Linked DNA regions of Homo sapiens: region 2 is linked to region 1. Evidence: chromatin loops called from intact Hi-C (ENCODE). Cell type or tissue: mammary epithelial cell. All regions are shown on one strand.

Region 1 (5,000 bases):
TAAAGAAAACAGTCCCTTGGCTGGGTATGGTGGCTCGCGCCTGTAATCCCAGCACTTTAGGAGGCTGAGGCGGGCGGATCACAAGGTCAAGAGATTGAGACTGTCCTGGCCAACATGGTGAAACCTCATCTCTACTAAAATTACAAGGAATGAGCTGGGCGTGGTGGTGGGCACCCCAGCTACTCGGGAGGCTGAGGCAGCAGAATCGCTTGAACCTGGGAGTCGGAGGTTGCAGTGAGCTGAGATCGTGCCACTGCACTCTAGCCTGGCGACAGAGCAAGACTCTGTCTAAACAATAAATAAATAAAATGAAAACAGTCCCTTAATCAAATATTATAAACTATAGCGTCACAAAGAGGAAACAGTGCAGGTTTCGGTAAGCAGACAGATCTGGTTTTCCAGGTTAGTTATTTTTAGTTAGTAGCTAGGTAAGTTATTTAACCTCTCTTGAGTTTTACCATCAATCCCCTCATCTATAAAATATGGGTAACATTTACCCTCCGAATCATGAAGCAAAATGAGAAAAAGTATATAGGATGCCTAGCTAACATGACAGCTGTTGCTGCTCATCACAACACTTCAACTGAAGAATAATAATCCACAAGGGGATGTGGAGACCAGCAAAGGACAGCCAAAGGACAGACATTTGTGGCTGTCTTCCGCATTCGGCCAAGGCAGAGACCTTGATCTTAACCTCTGGATTCAGCAGGTGAAACAAATTAATCTTGAGTGAATTATACAACATGGGGATCCGCCTGCTACTTTAAAATATTCCAGGGAGATAAATTAAGATGAGTAAAATGCTGGTAATTGTTAAAACTGGGTAATAGGCATGTGGGATTCATCACACTCTTCTCCCTACTTTTCTGTATGTTTAAGGAGAGAAGAAAAGAAGAAACAGAATAAAAGAACCAATTTTAAAAAGCAAGTTAACCTAGAATGAAGACAAGAAATCACCCCCGGCTCTCCTGGTTTGGTTGAAATACCCCTTATTACCCACATCTACATCTCTGTTTTGTTGTTGTTTTTTGAGACGGAGTTTTGCTCTTGTTGCCCAGGCTGGAGTGCGGTGGCACGATCTCAGCTCACCGCAACCTCCGCCTCCTGGGTTCAAGCAATTCTCCTGCCTTTGCCTCCTGAGTAGCTGGGATTATGGGCACACGCCACCACACCTGGCTAATTTTGTATTTTTAGTAGAGACGGGGTTTCTCCATGCTGGTCAGGCTGATCTTGAACTCCCGACCTCAGGCGATCTACCTGTCTCGGCCTCCCAAAGTGCTGAGATTACAGGCACCTGGCCTTCATCTGTGTTCTAACTGCATGAACTTCATTCTGCAGGGGACCTGTAGAGTTTCTGTAGCCACAGAGCAGGGCAGGGTCATCCTCCCAGTGATGTGGAAATACGGAAACCCTTCTTACTGATCAAGAACTTTTCTGTATATTTATGAAAGAAAAAAAAAACCCTTCTTAATGTAGCAAAACTTTTTGGGAGTGTGGCAGAAACTGCTAGTTGAACCCCAATATCTATTATTTCCTTCTCCTCTCATAGTAACAGAGCCCCCAGTTTTCAGCTGGGGCAATGGCCACATGGAATCACAACTCTATTTCCCAGCCCTCCCAGACCTAGGCGTGGCCATTTGCTTTCTGGCTAACGGGATGTGTGCAGAAGTGAGAGCGACTTTCGGGCTCTGTCTGCCCTCAGCTCTCCCTCCCCCTGCTCCCTTCCTCTTGGCAAGAAGCGTGAACGTGGAGGTATGAGATGAAGTGTTTTCTTAGTCCACAAGCCGAAAGCCAAATTTTGAGAATGTCAGAGCAAAAAAAGGAAAGCCAGGGATCTAGATTCTCGATGACTGTATGAGAAATAAACTTACTTAAAGTTCTGGTGTTCAGATTTCTCTGTTGCAGTAGTTGAACTTTTCTCTTAACTAAGATAGCAGTCTTCAAACCTCCCAAACATATCAAATAACCTATTTCACAAGTTAAATTACACAGAATCTACTTTTATGTTCCTAAACAAAGAAAGCAAATAACTTAGGGAAAACAATACACACATTTTTAGACCTACTTCAATTTCTTTCCCCACATTACATGCACCTGACTTGCTTTTCCTTTCTTGTGCCAAGTGCTTCAGAGTTTTCAGGATATGACACGTAATTTCTCCAAGAACCCAGTAAAACCTGGTATCCTGCCGGGCGTGGTGGCTCATGCCTGTAATCCCAGCACTTTGGGAGGCCGAGGTGGGCGGATCATTAGAGGTCAGGAGTTTGAGACCAGCGTGATGAACATGGTAAAACCCCGTCTCTATTAAAAAATAAAAAAAATGGCCGGGCACAATGGCTCACACCTGTAATCCTAGCACTTCAGGAGGCCAAGGCGGGCAGATCACAAGGTCAGAAGTTTGAGACCAGTGTGGCCAACATAGTGAAACCCTGTCTCTACTAAAAATACAAAAAAATTAGCTAGGCATGGTGGTGGGTGCCTGTAATCCCAGCTACTTGGGAGGCTGAGTCAAGAGAATCACTTGAACCCAAGAGGCGGAGGTTGTAGTGAGCCGAGATGGCGCCACTGCTCTCCAGCCTGGGCGACAGTGCAAGACTCCAGCTCAAAAAAAAAAAATTAGCTGGGCGTGGTGGTGTGGGCCTGCGATCCCAGCTAAGGCTGAAGTAGGAGTATAGCTTGAGCCCAGGAGACAGAGGTTGCAGTGAGTCAAGACTGCACCACTGCACTCCAGCCTGGGCAACGGAGCTAGACGCTGTCTCAAAACAGAAACAAAAACCTGGTATCCCAAGTCAGCCACTGGAGGGCAGTCTTTACCAGCAGAGCTTACCCACCTTGTGCACACCGCCTGGGAGATGACTGTCACTACCTCCCTACCTTCCTTCTGGAAAACAGGAGAATGAGGAAATCTGCATTCTGTTGGGAAAAACTCTGCAGCTGATTATGGACACCACTAAGAAGGTGTAAGACCTCTTAAATAAGACTGTATTACCCAAAATTAGTTTGTTATTTTTTTAAAACAACATACTTTGGCCAGGCACAGTGGCTCATGCTTATAACCCCAACACTTTGGGAGGCTGAGGCAGGCAGACTGCTTGAGCCCAGGAGTTCAAGACCAGCCTGGGCAACATAGTGAAAACCAGTCTCTACAAAATACAGAAAACAAAACAAAACAAAAAACCTAATTGGGTGTGGTGGTATCACCTGTAGTCCTGGGAGACTGAGGTGGGATTGCTGGAGCCCAGGGAGGCTGAGACTACAGTGAGTTATGATCATAAAACAAAACAAAACAAAAAAACCCACAAGAGCAACAACCACCAAAAAACCACAACGTATTTCGGCCTAGAGCCTGAACTCACCTACTGACTTTCCTCATTCTCTTCCCATTCAATAATTCTCTCTCTGTTGCTAATTTCCTGCTAGCTTGAGAAAGCAGACACCCATTGTTTTGTATTTGTTATACACTTAACTTCGATTCATGCTTTGATTAAATGTTTCTATTTCTGCCCTCCCTGTTTCCTACACATACCTGTGGCAAGTCAGAATTTACTTCAGCAAACTGAAGGGGAAGAGTCTGTATCTGAGATTTTCCCTCCAGATATTAAAAAATATGGCTGTTTACAAGTTAAGTGCTCACTGATAACCATTACAATGGTACTTAGGCATGGATATGCCTGATACTCACATTAGTTACTATTTACTGAGCACTTGCTCTGTGCTAGGTAGGTCCTTCATATACAATCTCTAATTCTTCTACAACCCTGAAAGACCAGGGCTCAGAACCTGCACAGGTTACACCAGTAATGAGTGGCTGAGATCTGAGATTTGCAACAAGCTCTAACTGCAAAGCTCATGCTCCTTCTACTTTAACACACTGCTTCCTTCCCATATGGAACTACTTATTCCTCAGTTGTCCCTTTTCATGTCAAAGGCAGCACCTCTTCCCACTTTGAGGAAAAAGATCAGCTGTGTTTCTGTTGTCCCAAAGTTGTATGGAGGGTAAAACAGTGCCATTTTTTGCCACCCTCCTGTTTCCTGGCATATCTTTTTTTTTTTTTTTAGACAGAGTCTTGCTCTATCTCCCAGGCTGGAGTACAGTGGCGTCATCTCAGTTCACTGCAACCTTGACCTCCCAGGTTCAAACAATTCTCCTGCCTCAGCCTCCCAAGTAGCTGGGATTACAGGTGCACACCACCATGTCTGGCTAATTTTTGTATTTTTAGTAGAGACAGGGTTTCACCATGTTGGCCAGGCTGGTCTCGAACTCCTGACCTCAGGTGATCTGCCCACCTCAGCCTCCTAAAGTGCTGGAATTACAAGCATGAACCACACACCCAGCCTGTTCTCTGGCATAGTTTCTAGGAATGCACTTCAGCAATAACCAGGAACAGTCTGTACTCACAGACAGCTCCTTATCTCAACTGCTAATCATGGATTCCATTTCCTGGGTAAACAGTGGTATCATCTCACGCACTACTGCTTCTCTGCAGTTCCTTCACACTTTGCTGTGGTTTTTCTTTTCAGATGCCCTTAAACCATATTTAGGGCATTGTGGCACAGACCCACCTATCTCCTCCAACCTTACATTTACCATTAAGTAGGTGGCCATGTGACAAGTCAGTACAGTTGTTCAGCATCACTGGAGGAGTGGATTGGCAATATGCAAAGCGGCAAAAAATGGAAACGAACTTATCCAAGAGCTTCTAACATAAACAGCAATGCTAAGTTGATTCAAAGCAGAAATCAGTAAAGCCACATATCCCTATGTGAAGCAAAACAGATTTTGAGGTACATATACGACAAGCCTGAGTAGGAAGTTCAGATGACAATAACTGATTTACTAAGGGATTTTGGCAGAATTCTTACCCCTGAAGCCAGAACCACAGTGGGAGCACTAGTAAGCAGTTGGGGATGCCTGTCTTAGTCATTCTGGCTACGAATGCCTCAAAGTCAAATGAGATGCTGTAGCACCATGATTCCTAAATCTGCTGCCTAAGTAGATG
Region 2 (5,000 bases), 260 kb after region 1:
TGTTGTCACATCTCTCATTCCAGATATTGGTAATTTGTGTCTGCCCTTTTTTTTTTTCCTGATCAATCTGGTTAGAGGCTTATCAATTTTATTGATTTTTCTCAAATAACTAATGTCTAGTTTCATTTGATTTTCTCTATTGTTTTTCTGTTTTCTATTTCACCTATTTCCACTCTGATCATTATTTTCTTTCTTTCTGCTTAGTTTGGGTTTAATTTGCACTTATTTCTGTAGTTTCTTAAGGTGGAAGTGGAGGCCACTGATTTGAGACTTTCTTTCTAATATTGGCTTTCATGCTATAAATTTCCCCCTAAAAACTACTTAAACAGCATCCCATGTATTTAAGCACGCTATGCCTTCATTTTTTGCAAATAAATCCTGAACACCAATTCCTTGCCAGATATGGCACCAGGTACTGCAAAAACAGTCTGTGTCTTACCCAGGTACTGCTAAACAGTCTGTGTGTCAGAGAAGATGGGACATTTAACAAATGAAGGGTGATGAGTGGATTGATGGGGGGAGCCTAGGAAACCACATAGGTCCTATTCTATGCTGGATGTCTAGCAGACAGCCTGCATATAATTGCAGACAGGTTTCAGTCTCCGTAACTGCCCTCAGTTCAGCATTTATTCAGTGTCTCCCATGGAATACTACACAGCCATAGAAAAGAATGCAATCATGTTTTTTGCAGCAACATGGATGGAGCTGGAGGCCATTATCCTAAGTGAACTGACACAGGAACAGAAAACCAAATAATGCATGTTTTCACTTATAAGTGAGAGCTAAACATTGAGTACACATGAACACAAAGAAGGGAACAAAAGATACCAGGGCCTACTTGAGGGTAGAGGATGAGAAGAAGGTGAGGACTGAAAAACTACCTATCAGGTACTATGCTTATGTATGATTTCATCATACGGATGATGAAATAATCTGTACACCAAACCCCCACAACACACAATTTACCTATATAACAAATCTGCACATGCTGAACCTAAAAGTTAAAATAAATAGCACTTTAAAACAATTTAAACATATACTGTGCCTTGATCAACTATACTTCCAATATTTTTGCTATTTTTGTTTCTGCTTCCTATTTTCTAAGTCCTTGAAATGCAGATGATAAAGATTTTCTCTGATATAAAAGGTCCCTACCCTGTCTTCTGCAAAATTGCTGCAATGAAATATTTTTATTGCCTTTTGTATTTCCGAGGTGCTGGGGGCAGAGTCAGACATTATAAGCTTTAGATTTAGGAGGAGAGAGAATTCTGACATCTGGAAAATTCTTCAGTGGTGAGAACCTGGGCTTGGAGTCAGGCAGAGATCTGGGTGTTAATCTTGACTCCACAATTTATTTACAGTGTAATCTCAGGCAGTTACTTAGCTATGCTAAGGCTCAGTTCTGATCTGTAACATGGGGGTAATAATACCTACCAACTGATAGAACTGTCTTGAGAGTTAAGTAATGAATGGAACGCTTAGCACAGTGTCTGGTACAAGCTAAGTGCCCCACAAATGGAAGCTGTTGCCATTGCCACTTGGTTCGTTTATTGTTGCTCCATCTCTCACAATCAATCATTTTCCTTCTCTGGGGTTAAAACCAGTCTTTTCACTGTGTCTCAGGTTTTTGTGGCCTTATTTTCCCAAATCCTTCTCAAGGCACTTTCTCATCTTCATTTTATAGTTTGGACAACTGAACCAACCAACCAGCCACCATGACCTCCTAATTGGGGTCTCATTGCCAGTTGATTCCCTGAGTCAGTCTGCTCCCTGCTGGAATGGTCTTGGGTTGACTCCTGATGACAGTAGTGTGAGCCTGGAGGCTACTCTGTGAACACATTTCTCCCCGTACCCTTCATTTACCAAACTTTAACCCTCTTGTCCTATCATCATCTTTCCCATTTTTGTTTTATTTTGTTTTGTTTTTTCTTCAGACAGACTTTTGTTCTTGTTGCCCAGGCTGGAGTGCAATGGTGCGATCTCGGCTCACTGCAACCTCTGCCTCCCAGGTTCAAGAGATTCTCCTGCCTCAGCCTCCTGAGTAGATGGGATTACAGGCATGTGCCACCACCCCTGGCTAAGTTTGTATTTTTAATAGAGACGGGGTTCCTCCATGTTGGTCAGGCTGGTCTCAAACTCCCAACCTCAGGTGATCTGCCTGCCTCGACCTCCCAAAGTGCTGGGATTACAGGTGTGAGCCACCGTGCCCAGCCCATCTTTCTCTTCTAACCTTGCCCATCCTCTAAACTGGTGTTAACAACAGGAAATTTTAGAACACACCAAAAGCAAATGTCAGTCTCCATTTGATTTGGGAATGGTAGCTGGAACCTTCATTGAAAGAGAACTTTGGGGACAGAGGAAATTTGCCTCTTCATTTAACTGCCTCTTAAGTTTTCAGACATGAACCTGATCTATACCAAACATTACTCTGACATGTGTGATGTGGGGAAAGGGGAGCAGAGGCTCCAGCCCAAGGACAGCTTTGCTGAAACAATATGCTCACTCTGTCCCCTAGTATAAGATCTGTGGACAGTGAGCAGTCATTAAGGTGCAATTATCTGCTCTGTTTTTAACAATCTGAAAATAAACTGGTTATGCCTGATTGTTGCATGCAATTCATTGGCAAACACTTCCATATGTCTGCAACAAAGTGGCACGTCTCAGACTTCAGATTGACATTTGTCATGGCTTTGGGGTTAGTATTTTGCCAAATGTAGCTGAACTTACAATGTGGTAATGATGCCACCACTCGGCAGCTCCGTGGTGCTGAATTATAAGACAGGTCTCATTACCCTAGCCAAGCCCATCAGCTAGATGATTGTGTTAGTTCTCAATTGCTGCATAACAAATTACCCCCAAACTGAAAACTTTAAAATAACAAACACTTACTATCTAACAGGCTCTGAGTGTCAGAATGTAGGAGTGGTTTAGCTGGGTGCTTCTGGCTCAGGGTCTCTTATGAAGTTGCAGTAAAGCTCTTGGCTGGGGCTGCAGTAATCTCAAAGTTCATTATGAGATTCAAGCTCACACTTACTGTACTGTTGGCAGGCATCAGATCCTTGCTGGCTGCTGGTTGGGAGCCTCAGTTTCTTGCCATATGGGCATCTCTATATCAGCTGACCTCCCCCAGAGCAAATGACCTAAGAAAGACTGAGAGAGCAATCAGGATGCAAGCTGGTAGTGCCTTTTATAGCCTAATTTCAGAAGTGATGTATCATCACTTCTGCTGTAATCTGTTGGTCATAGAGACCAATTCTAGAACAGCATGGAGGGAACTACACAGATGTGAATACCAGGAAGCAGGGATCACTGGGGCCATCGTGGATGCTCACTACCACAATGATTTAGACTGAGTTACCTAGCTTGCCCATTCATTCACTCATCCATTCACTCATTTTTTTTTTTTTTGAGATGGAGTTTCGCTCTTGTTGCCCAGGCTGGAGTGCAATGCTGCGACGTTGGCTCACTGCACCCTCTGCCTCTTAGATTCAAGTGATTCTCCTGCCTCAGCCTCCCGAGTAGCTAGGATTACAGGTGCCTGCCACCACACCTTGCTAATTTTTTTATTTTCTTTTTTATTTTTAGTAGAGACTGGGTTTCACCTTGTTGGCCAGGCTGATCTCGAACTCCTGACCTCAGGTGATCCACCTGCCTCGACCTCCCAAAGTGCTGGGATTGCAGGCGTGAGCCACTGCACCCAGCTCACTCGCTCATTTAATCAATGTTTATAGATGCCCACAAGCTCCAGGTACTATTCTTGGTGCTGAGGATCCACTGGAGAAAAAGGGCTGTTCCTGCCATCAGGGGCCTTACGGTAAATTACAATGAAGCATGAAAAGGGCCGTTGTGGGGGAAATTCAGGGTTATGAGAATGTGTGCAAAGTTAGGAATGGCTTCCTGGAGAAAAGGGCAAAGTGACATGGTAAATTACTCACAGTGCCTTAAAGGGTAAGTGGATTGGGGTGGTAGCATGGGAAATTGAGAATAGAATATTATGGGGAGATCCAGGCAGCAGGCAGGGACCCAGGAAATTTAGCCAGCAGGAGGAGAGCCTTTCGTAGGTCAGGACCAAGGAACGAGGTGCCAGCCCTGGGGGTCAGGAGGTAAGATCACGGCTAGTCCAGTCCTCCTAGCAGCCTCTCAATCACCCAACAGGTTACTGGGTCAGGAGAGCAAGCATTGCAGATAAGACGAGGGGAGCTTCGGAGTGGAGGCTGAGGCCTGGTTCCCGGAAGTGAAGAAAGGGTCATAAGGGAATGAATTCAGGGAGGCCGGTGCTTTTTTCTAAGCATTGCCCTGAAACACCTAGATCCCCTCCGAAAGAGGACCACATAGATTAGTGCTGGTGGCTGTGCCTCAGCTGTGGGGAAGGTGGTTTAGGGACAGGAACCAGGGCTGACACCTGAAGAGAAAGTTGCAGAGCAGCAAAGTTTGTCTTTGGTGCCATTGCCCAGATCCTGTCCTGCCAGCTTGGTGCTCTCATGGTGCCTCCAGGTTCCCTGGCCCACCCCTTCACCCTTATCCCGGCACTGTTCTGCTGTCCATACCGTCAGGGCCAGCCCATTGCCTAGGCTTTGTCCAGCCACACCCATCCCCACTCTGCTGACCTGTAAGGAACAGCCCTGCCACAAACTTTACGGCCGTGGTCCAGCCTCAAGAACGGAGGATGCGGAACTCACTGTACCAGGCTCCTAGGCACAGAAAACCAACCGAACAAACAAAGACTGTTATGGAAAAGTAGAGGCTGGGAGTTGGCTGGTCTGACTATTTGTGGCTCTTGGTTGGATTCACTATCTGAGGGCTCAGTCTTTGCTACTGTAACCTATTTGTTACCACCTATGGGCAGAATCGAAGTTCTGTAGTCTGTGTTAGATCAGTCTAATTTTGCGGGAAAATTGGCGACTTTGGCCATCTGGGAAACGGTTGCTGCCTCTCCGCCTTGTGTCAGCACACCTATGGAACCTTCATCATGGAGCCCAGGGGATCAATGGAACCAGGGA

Evidence for each region. Peaks named below come from ENCODE experiments on the same cell type or tissue, not always from the same donor. Only the 100,000 strongest peaks of a DNase experiment are listed, where the experiment ranks them.
Region 2: it touches region 1 in a loop (15-fold over the local background); 45 of 110 quality-filtered maps call a loop at or near these places.

Annotation. Positions count from the first base shown.
Region 1 is chr3:183,765,003-183,770,002 of GRCh38, reverse strand. The region is part of intron 15 of YEATS2 (YEATS domain containing 2); the gene reads right to left. Among named protein-coding and RNA genes, the nearest start is that of YEATS2-AS1, 43 kb to the left of the region's middle. In mammary epithelial cell, a CTCF peak has its summit at 2,797 (motif pointing right); a DNase peak (open chromatin) is centred at 2,812; H3K27ac peaks cover 512 bases.
Region 2 is chr3:183,500,711-183,505,710 of GRCh38, reverse strand. All of the region lies in intron 3 of KLHL6 (kelch like family member 6), which reads left to right. Among named protein-coding and RNA genes, the nearest start is that of KLHL6-AS1, 46 kb to the left of the region's middle. In mammary epithelial cell, a CTCF peak has its summit at 2,742; no DNase peak of the experiment used is centred here.